2 separate regions of the Homo sapiens genome follow, and region 2 is linked to region 1. The links are chromatin loops, found by intact Hi-C in ENCODE. Cell type or tissue: A673. All regions are shown on one strand. Each heading gives the region's core, and the rest is flanking DNA. Links, peaks and the distances in the headings are about the cores only. Region 1 overlaps LOC107986634 (a long non-coding RNA gene). Region 2 holds the start of LOC107986635 (a long non-coding RNA gene).

What was found. Hi-C counts contacts between places; a loop is a spot of excess contacts. Peaks named below come from ENCODE experiments on the same cell type or tissue, not always from the same donor. Only the 100,000 strongest peaks of a DNase experiment are listed, where the experiment ranks them.
Region 2: it touches region 1 in a loop (4-fold over the local background); 1 of 110 quality-filtered maps calls a loop at or near these places.

Annotation. Positions count from the first base shown.
Region 1 is chr6:112,836,959-112,842,351 of GRCh38, forward strand. The region is part of intron 1 of LOC107986634 (a long non-coding RNA gene); the gene reads right to left. Among named protein-coding and RNA genes, the nearest start is that of RFPL4B, 490 kb to the left of the region's middle. In A673, for the core only: no CTCF peak of the experiment used is centred there; a DNase peak (open chromatin) is centred at 2,863; H3K27ac peaks cover 1,752 bases.
Region 2 is chr6:112,909,177-112,914,569 of GRCh38, forward strand. LOC107986635 (a long non-coding RNA gene) reads left to right here and starts at 3,263. Exons shown (of 3, transcript XR_001744307.1): 1 at 3,263-3,814. In A673, for the core only: no CTCF peak of the experiment used is centred there; DNase peaks (open chromatin) are centred at 2,985, 3,385 and 3,705; H3K27ac peaks cover 393 bases.

The DNA.
Region 1 (5,393 bases), core at 327-5,326:
CTGGAAGGAACCACAAAACATACATTATTACCAGCTGACATATTCAGATGGATTAATGTACCAGAAAAAAAAAGTTTTCACCTTGGAAAGGAGAGTCAAGTCTTGATGCACTGGGGAGTAAAATGGGTATGTTTTGAAGGAGAAGCAGGATGACAAGAAAATTTCTAGTACAGGAATTATAAAACTAAATGCCTTAAAGGTCAGGAAAAGTTACGCAGGCAAGGTGTTCAAAAAATGCTTGTAAGTAACTGTGGATAAATAGAGTCCCTATGCCACCTAAAAGCATTCCAGTCCTACATATTATGTCAACCAAATAAAATAGCCCAGAATCCCCACTGTGAGGCAACTGGTCCAGAGAATTGAGTTCAGTGGAGAAAAAGAACCCCAAGCAATAAGGCATAGAAGTCAACAAGCATATGTGGTGAGAGGTAAGCCCTCCAGCACAAAGGCATGTCTTTAGTGTTGTCTTATCAACACCAAGAGTTACCACGTTAGAGAATTATGTGCTTAAGGCTTTACATCTTTTATAAATATAAGTTATACTTCAAGGGATAAATTGTCATAATTCCATGCATTATCAAAAATAGAACTAAAATTTCCATAAGCAATAAGAACAATAACAACAAAAAAGGAATATCTGTTGGAACCAGCCTTAGGGATTGAAATTGGAGATTTAGTGCTGTCAGGAGATTTTCTCTTTTTCCTTTCTCTTTTTTCCCCCTCTCTCTTCTCTCTATCCATTTATTTTTCATTCTCTTTGCATATATGTTCCATTCTCTTCTGTAAATGGGTTTTTCCTATGTCCAGCAACCTCATCCTATTGATAATCATGAAAGAGAGAGAGAGAGAGAGAGAGAGAGAGAGAGACAGAGAGAGAGAGAGAGACAAAGGAACATTCCCTTTATTCTATTATTCATATATTAATCCTATAGCGGTAATCTAATTTACTTTATTTGTGTCACATATACTCTGCATGGACCAATAATTATTACTTGGATTATAGTTTACCATGAATGACCCTACTGGCCAGGCATAGGTTTTATTTCTATTCCAAGTGACCAAAGGATAGGTCTATAACCAGGGAAAATGAATAAGAATGCTTGATAGGCAAGAAAATTAATACCCACAGTTCACTACATATTGATGCTAATTAGACAGCTATACCTCAATGAAAATAAATTAATTAAAATCTTTCTTGAGAAAGAGAGAAACAAAGAGCATAAACGCAGGAGACTCAGAACCATATACTTGTTAAGATTATCAACAGTAAGCCCTGACTTCCTATCTGGAACATAGGAAAACATTTACTAGATTTTGTGATCTTGGATAACTTCTCTAAACTTCTTAAATCTCAGTTTCCTCTTCCATAAAATGGGAATAATTTTTCCCGGTATATCACCTACGTCTAAAATGGTCACCATATCATGATTCCAAGCACTTACCACAGAGTAAACATATGTAAAATACTTAGCATGGAAATAAACAGTATTTAATTTTCAATAAATAGTATTCAGTGCATTAAAGCTATAATGCATTGATCAACTAATGAGAGAATGAACAGGAGATCTCACTAGGAGGCCAGGGAAAAATACATGAAATTCCAAGGTTTGAGGGTCAAGAGATGAGCTTTGTGGTATTGTTCTTTCAAGGTTGACTACAATGGTATTGAAGTTTATTCTTTTGTTCTTCTACATTTTAAAAATTATCTGTCTAAATACAGTACAGCCCATAAGTGCAAAAACAGAAAACTATGAAAACAAAACAAAACAAAAAACAGTTGTATTTGTTCTTAGCTACATTATGTCATTCAAGCTGTAATTTCCATATGTTAGCTATGTTGCTGTCACTCCAAACAGAGTGATGGAAGTTAAAAAGTATTTAAAGGAACTTATGGTTATTCCCAGACATCTGGATATTTGTCATCATGGAGGCAAAACATCCATATATTTTCATCAAGAAGCTTTGAGATTAAGCAGCAATATACAGGGAATATCTAATAGGGGTTTCCTTTTTAATTTGTCTCTAGTGGTCATAAAGGTTTTGGTCTGGCATAATCCTAAATTTTTGTTTGTTTTGTTGTTCAATATGAAGATGTCATGTGCTCTGAATATATGCCATAAAGTTTTTCATAAACTTGGGATTAGTTGATATTGCTCTATCCTAGTGCTGTCTGTGGCAAAGGGGTGCATTTCACGATGGTGTCCATGGAGAAACAATGAAGCTACCAACTAGCAAAAACAAAGATCACTACTGTGCAGGAGCTCTATAAATATCAGGTTTTTGACACCTGGTTCCACATTAGTTGAGACAAATAGATTACCCTAAGGACCCAGGTAAAGACGAACAAGTTCATAAATTTAATGGTTTGCTTGCCTTGGATTTTTTTTCTCATAGCAAAGCTAAAATGTTATATTTTTCTTCTAAGATTTCATTTTTTCATTCTCATTTACCAAAGATATTTAAAAATACAATTCTTAATAAGATCCTGCCCAGTTCAGCAAAGATAATTAAATTTTGAGCAAATACATTTGACTGTTGGATCCACGTGAAGACCTATCCATGCCACTACTGGGCTGACTTTCCCTCAGATCCATTCCCTGCTTTCTTCTGCTAAGCTCTGTGTCACAGAGACTGAATTCTAGCTATTGCATTCTTAGCCTCCTGAATTAGCTGGCTTTTCTTGTGTTTGCCCAACAGAAGTTACTGGCAGGAGATTGGAGGATGGAAGAAAAGGAGAGGCCAGGGTATTTATTTTTGTGCCTTCCTCCCACAGGAAGCATCTCCAGCAGCTTTATCTTTTCTATGGCTCCAGCTCCTATTAGGAATAAAAAAAAATTACCACTATTTCAACTGCTATTGAGTCACTCCAGCTGCTGAACTACAGTAAAATCTCTTCCAGCCTAAGGCTAGGAGTGGAGGCATGTTTTTATTGCTAATCTTGAGGTTGCCTCACCACACTCAGAATTAATAGTTCTTCCATCATCAATTTGCTACATCAAATTCTCTTAGTTTTAAATAGTTTCTAGTTTCCTGGCTGGACGCAGACTGCAACACCAATTATCATTACTTGCCTAGTTGTTAAATAGAGAATATACCATTTTTAAACAAGTAACTCTAAAATATTCCAAATAGTTACCAATTTTTGTCATTAAAATTAATTTTTTTGTACTTGTACCAGCTTAATAAGATGAAAATGGGAAAATGTAGTTTTAAAATGTGAGCACATGGCCTCAAGCCACAATCATGGCCCCATTAAATAATTCTGCTCCCCTGATTTAGCTACAAAACATTGTATTGAAAGTTCAACTGCATAAGTTACTGTGTATATACTTATAAACTAGAACAAGCCTGTTTTTGTTCAATCTGGAAGGCACTTTCTCCCATATCCTCAAGGATCAATGTCATACAATGGCCTAATGAAATCCAAAGAGCCCCTTTTTCCCTGGAATTTTGCACAAACCAAAAAAAAAAAAAAAAAAGGACAAGTTTAACTGCCATATTCTCAGGAAGGAGGAAAGTTGGAGTGATGAAGGCACTACATGCAGGAATTCCAAACTCATATGCCTTGAGTCTCTTCTATATCTCCTTGAATGGACATTAATAAGGATGCATCTTATCGGCCCATTCTACTTAAATCTGTATAATTGTGCCACTTTAACATTTTCAGCCTTCCAATCCTGTGGATTGTTGACCTAACAACTAACCATTTTATTCTTTTATATAGAAAAGTTCCTCCACTTTGGGAGGCCGTGGCGGGTGGATCTTGAGGTCAGGAGATTGAGACCATCCTGGCTAACACGGTGAAACCCCGTCTCTACTAAAAATACAAAAAAATTAGCCAGGCCTGGTGGCGGGCACCTGTAGTCCCAGCTACTAGGGAGGCTGAGGCAGGAGAATGGCGTGAACCCGGGAGGTGAAGCTTGCAGTGAGCCGAGATAGCACCACTGCACTCCAGCCTGGGCAACAGAGCGAGACTGTCTCAAAAAAAAAAAAAAGAAAAAAAAAGTTACTATTCTGTTGAAATTGGGAAAATATTCTGCAGAGGATTCCCAGCTAAATCGATGCAGAGAATAAACCAGGAGACAGCTCATGACTGTGATATGATTTGGTTAATTTATTGAACTTCTATCTCTCTGCTAAGCTGTAAGTGCCATGAATATCTGCTCTAAGGAAAATACAGACATGAACAATTCAACTATGGCAGCAGGCTTGCCAAAAATCAAGCTACTAACACACTTACCAAAAACCCTTCTAATTAGCCATGTAATTACTCATAACTGACATTTGTTTAATATTTTAGAAAGGATGCATTTTTATTTATCTAACTTTATTGACACATTTCTGAGGAGGTAGAGTACATATCTGTAGCTCCATTGTATAGATAGGAACTGAGGCTCAGAGAGGTTTGATAACTGCCTCTATTCACGTCTATTAGTTTTTCTACAGCCTTAGTTACATCTATTATTTTGGCTCTAGAGCTATTCTTAAATTCGCTGTAGCCCTGATTTCAACCACACATTTTTGCATTATTAGTAAACCTTTACTTACAGGTAATGACCTACACATAGGAAACACTAAAGTCTGATTTAAAACCAGGTTTTCAGGGCTCCAAACTCTGAGTTTCTCATACTTCACCATATTGTATCCTACAATTTGGCCTTCATGTAAACATACCTTGACCCACGAAACTGTGAAACTGAGGAACTCCACTAAAATCTTACCAAAATAAGTTAATGGCTGCAGAAGACTACATAGAGCTGAGCTAACACACTTTGCCCTTCAATGCTTGCTTCACACTGTGATGTCCTTCCTCTTTTTGAGCCTCTTCTGAACATTTCTCTAATATTGAAGCTTAGTTGCTTTGGATGCTAACATAGTGCACCTTGGGAAAACTTTGATTGCTACAAAGTGCATTCTCATCTTGAGTCAAATTCTGTCTTTCTAATCGCAATTTATTAGACCAAAAGGTCCTAGCTCCACCTTTTGGGCTTAAATAAAACAAAGATTATCTCTGTTTCTCTTTTAAAAAAATACTTGCAAAAAACTATCACTCATTGAATGGCTTAGTCTCTGAGCAAAATATTGCCCGTCCGTTCACCCAGTCCTAATAGTGGAAAGTTTTCAGTTCCTTCTCCACCTCAGATAGTTTCCTCTGTATAGGCTTTGCTGAATCTACATAGCTCCTATTTTAAGGTTTCCAGCTCTAAGCACAATATTTCTGGTATGGTTATATTGAAAAAAAAAGAGCAAAGCCTTTTCTGGACACACTGGTATCTGTTTCTGTTTTCTATCATCTCATCTCTCTCATGTCATGCATCACTCACACAGAGCTCATGGCAAGCACAGATTCCTGCTGGTTCCCTCATGTCCTGCTGTAAAGTCATGTTTTCCCC
Region 2 (5,393 bases), core at 253-5,252, 72 kb after region 1:
ATTAAAAAGTCAGGAAACAACAGGTGCTGGAGAGGATGTGGAGAAATAGGAACACTTTTACACTGCTGGTGGGACTGTAAACTAGTTCAACCATTGTGGGAGACAGTGTGGCAATTCCTCAAGGATCTAGAACTAGAAATACCATTTGACCCAGCCATCCCATTACTGTGTATATACCTAAAGGATTATAAATCATGCTGCTATAAAGACACACGCACATGTATGTTTATTGTGGCACTATTCACAATAGCAAAGACTTGGAACCAACCCAAATGTCCATCAATGATAGACTGGATTAAGAAAATGTGGCACATATACACCATGGAATACTATGCAGCCATAAAAAAGGATGAATTCATGCCCTTTGTAGGGACAAGGATGAAGCTGGAAACGCATCATTCTCAGCAAACTATCGTAAGGACAGAAAACCAAATACCGCATGTTCTCACTCATAGGTGGGAATTGAACAATGAGAACACCTGGACACAGGATGGGGAACATCACACACCGGGGCCTGTTGTGGGGTGGGGGTGCTGGGGGAGGGATAGCATTAGGAGATATATCTAATGTAAATGACGAGTTAATGGGTGCAGCACACCAACATGGCACATGTATACATATGTAACAAACCTGCATGCTGTGCACATGTACCCTAGAACTTAAAGTATAATAATAAAAAAAAAAATAATGAATCACTAGGGGAAAAAGGTGTGTCAAGAGCTTTCCCAGGAGTAGATTTCCCAAGGCTAGGCCACTTTCTGAAAGCCACAAGTATTTACCCCAAGCTATAGGAGGACAATTGATAGGATATGGAGGTTCCAGCAGAAGACATCCAATTACTAATCTCCCAATCAGCAGTGGAATGTACCTACCCAGAGGAATGCAGGATAACACAGTGCTGGTGATCAAGCTCTGGCATCAAGGAGAAAAAAATCCTGGCTCTACCCTTTATTATTTGTGTGATTGTGGACCAGATATGTGACCTCTCTAAGCCTTAGTTTCTTAGTCTTTAAAATGCTGTTCTGAGAATTAAATTAGGTTATACCTGTAAACTGCATAGCACAGTGCTTGTCACAAAATAAATATTAATAAGTGCATCTTTATTATCACCAACCCTCAAAGATGCCTCTGAGTTGGAATGAGATTTCAATGGTCAGAGCCAGAGAAAGCCAGGTAGAGTAGAGAGCACACAGATTTTCTTATTTTCTTTCAATTGCATGAAAAAGAACAGCTGCTTCCCACATGGAAATCAGATATTTGGAATTTTTTATGTTATTGCTTTTCATAAGTCTACTGAGTTGTCACCCAAAAAGCCTCTGAGGTAAATGCCGTGGTTTTTCACTTCCTGTATGAATTGGGAATGAATGTTTGTAAAAAATAATTCCCTTAAAACAACAGAAATGCAGTTACAATTTTCTTATCAAAGTAGTTGTTGAAGTACGAATTTTATAATTATAATTAAGTAGCAATATGAATACAGACCAGAAGGTAAGATTAAAAGTGGGAACAATTGTAGTAGTATAGAATTATAATTGTTTTCATTTCAAAATGTTTTATTATGCCATATTTTGTATTATACATTTAATTACCTTATTGCTTTGTTGATTTTATAGATCTATAATTTATACATTAATGCATATATACTTCTATATACAGTTACGCATACAGCAAAACGTCTGAGTGGCTATATACCAAAATATGAAGAGTAGTTATGCCTTGGCGATTACGGATATTTTTCATTTAATCGTATTTTCAAAATTTTCAATGGTTATTTGTAATAGAAATTTATCAAAATTAACAGCTGTACTTGAAAATAATCAAAATAAGATATACTCCTGGCTTCTCTGATCTTATTTATAAATGGCAAAATATTGAGATCCCAACCAAACATTCACAGATGAAGTTTTATTTCTCAGAGTAAAGTGATTTAGGTTTTTTCCTTTGAGATGGGAAAAGAAGTCCAGTTAGGTGCTTGTTTGCAATTTATTGGTAAAGGCTACTAATTACGTATAGCCTTTGTTAAATACCCATTTATCCATTTATTCATGTTCAATAGAAATTAAAAGTGGCCTCCAAAAGTGGCATAAGTAAATTAATGAGAATGTTAAACAAGAAAATGGAATCAGTTAATTAAATGGTGGCCCATTTGGTATGATTTAAGTTCTTCTGATTGTTACTTCATTTCAAATCAGAAAATTTCTAACTTTCTTAAAAAATAATTTAATAATAACTAAACATTAAATTATTTGACAAGCCAGTGTTACTCAATGGAGCCTGTTATTCTATTGAAAAGTAGGTTTGAATGGAATTTCACATTCTATAACATTCTTGAATAATCTGAGCAAGTTTCACTGGTTCCTATCAAACTTGGTCTCACCTCCATCTATAGATTATTAAGTAATCCCAGCCAATCTTTTGAGCACCATCGGGTAATTTCTAGGTAGAGCCAATTAATGGAAAGTATACGACTATTGCGGTTCATGGATCCCAGGTGCATGTCTTGAAGCCGTCTGCAAAGACTTTCCTCTTTTCAGGATAAAAGTGAACCTCACAGAGCTTAAGTTTATCTCAAATTTCAGATAGTGGTGACTACCTGAAAAACTTTAGCCTATCTAGTACTTATGATAAATAAAACTACATCGCCTTTAGTAACTGCCATCTGGTATAAATGTTTGTGAAAATACACATAATAAATTTTTTAATGTTGGATTTTACTCAGAATGATTCCCCACATTACTTCTGCCTAGCAAGAAAACATCTAATTTAATGATTCATAAATTCTGTGGAAATTTGCTATTAAATATATCTGAGAAAATATCCTACAACCCTGAAAAGCCTTAGCAAGAAGATGCTACCAATGTTCTCTACACAGGCCCTGGGCATATTACAGCACTTTGAATACGGAAGCCAACGAGCATTGCATGAGATAACAAAACAGCAGGGACCATTATGTCCAAAGAAAGTTTATCCTCATAAATTTTAGTGAGAGTCATGGATGCTAATTAAAGCCAACTCTCAAAGCCAAGTGTAGTTGGCCTTCATCATCCACCTGATTCAGTACAGCTGTTTCCAAAGGGAAACTAGAGGCATGTAATTTGTTCTCATAGGATTTGGATTCTACTTTATTTATTTGTGATAAATCTTTGGGTTTAGAGGTTACGTAACCACATGTTTATAATGGTACTCATTAATTGACCACATCTATTACTGACCATGCAAATAATTTTTAGGGATTATTTCAATTAAAAATTTAAGAAATACCATTTAATGCTATAAAATATAAGCACTCCAAATGCCTTAAATTGGATCATGCAGGAAACCACGGAAATCACATTATTTTGCATTTCAGCTTTGGAAAAAAGCCACACTTTGAGAATGCTCAGGAAGAATTAGCAAAACTGATCCTGCCATAAAACAATACAACCCAAAGAGTTCTTTCCTGAGACTAAAATTATTTGGCTAGGAGGAGGGAAGGATGGTGAAGAATACAGTTTAGGAAGTGATCTAGCTGAGAAAGGTGAGAAAAACCCTGAAAAGAAAGCAAGTGCTTTTGCTAATTGAACCTAAGAATAGAGTGTTAGATAATGTGGGCTTACAAAAGGCTGTATCTTACAAACAAATATTTTTGCTTCAGGATGATGTAAAGTTTGAATAATAACAGTAAGTTTCCACTATTATTAAAACTACTCTCTTTCCACAGTTGCAGTTGGATTAGAGTCAAAAATTCCAGAGCAGCAGGCCCAAGGAAGAATAACAGTATGCAGAAATGAGGCATTTGGCTGCTTAAGAAATCAAGAGGGGGGCACACAAACAGGTTTGAATACAAGTCCACATTCCAACAAACTCCTTTTCTTCACTATTTCACGATCTTCTATGGAGATTCAAAGACATAGGAGTTTTTACTTAGTGCCTGTAAAAAAAAAAAAAAAAAGGTAAAATAAGATAAAATTGAGAGTATTTTTTCTCAGAGCTTTAGCAAATTGCTTTTTACTTTCTAGACATTATCATCTGTGGAGGTTACGCACATATTACAGTGAATGCAATTTAATACCACTCAAAATGTTCTTGGTGACTCTTTTTTCAGAATCACATTCTGGATCTATTATAACCATACAGAGAAGACATTTTTTTCTTTTTCTCTTTTTCCATTTGCTATCTTTCTCTCTTTCTTTTCCCTTTCTATCTTATTTTGTCTCTCTTTCTTTGGCCATAGTGCTAAAGTATTCCTTTTTCTATCCTTTTGTTTAAATGAATTTTGGCTTTATGCAAAACTTAATCCCTTTCCTTTGACATGTGACTATTCATCTCCAAGGAGAATTAAAAAGAAACACAAAGAAATGTTTTTCAGATATAAATGGAAATTCCAGAAGTGTAGTGAAGGCATCATAATGGTAATCACTTATCTCCACCAAACTGTGACAAAACTGAATGAGGTAGGTGTTTCAGTAGTGGAGATGTGTTTAGTAGTTGATTCAATTAGTTTATAGTCCAATTTAGCAAATCTAGACATTAGCGATATACAGATGTTTCTTTTGACTCACCGTCTGCACATGGAAGGTTCATTCACCACACCTGTGGGTGTGAAGGAAATCAGACTCGAGTAACCTTCATTTTTTGTGCTTATGAGAGTTTGTTTTTGATATAAAATATATTTAGAAAAAAACTAGAATGGGTAAAAATGGAATTCTGTAAAAAATAACCGGAAGATTATTGTTAGACGGCCAGTCAAGCCAAGTGGACAGTTATAATCAGTGGGAGTGTGGCACTATGGCCATGCTCTGGACAGCTGGCTTTAGAGGAAGTGAAGTGCAGTTGGTTAACAGCATACTCCACAGGGATTCAGTGTCAGCCCTTTTTCTTACTAGATACATTGGAACAAGTTTTCAAAATTCTCTGTGCCTTAGTTTCTCCATCTAAAAAATGACAATAATAATAAGACCTCATACATTCATTGTGAAGACCTTACAAGATAATACACATGAAACAGTAGTGTTGGGCGTTTATGTGCACTCCACACATATTACCTAGCATATCATTGCTATTATTTATAAATATTTGATTATGCTTTTTTTTAGTTCAAAGGCAAAGAGATGTAAGAAATAGTTCAAACGGAAAAGTGTGGAAAAGCCATGTGACAGGAAGAATATTTCTCTGGTGATTCAGTAAAATATACTTATTAAGGGTGATTCTTTTTTTTTTTTTATTATACTTTAAGTTTTAGGGTACATGTGCACATTGTGCAGGTTAGTTACATATGTATACATGTGCCATGCTGGTGTGCTGCACCCACTAACTCGTCATCTAGCATTAGGTTTATCTCCCAATGCTATCCCTCCCCCCTCCCCCGACCCAACCACAGTCCCCAGAGTGTGATATTCCCCTTCCTGTGTCCA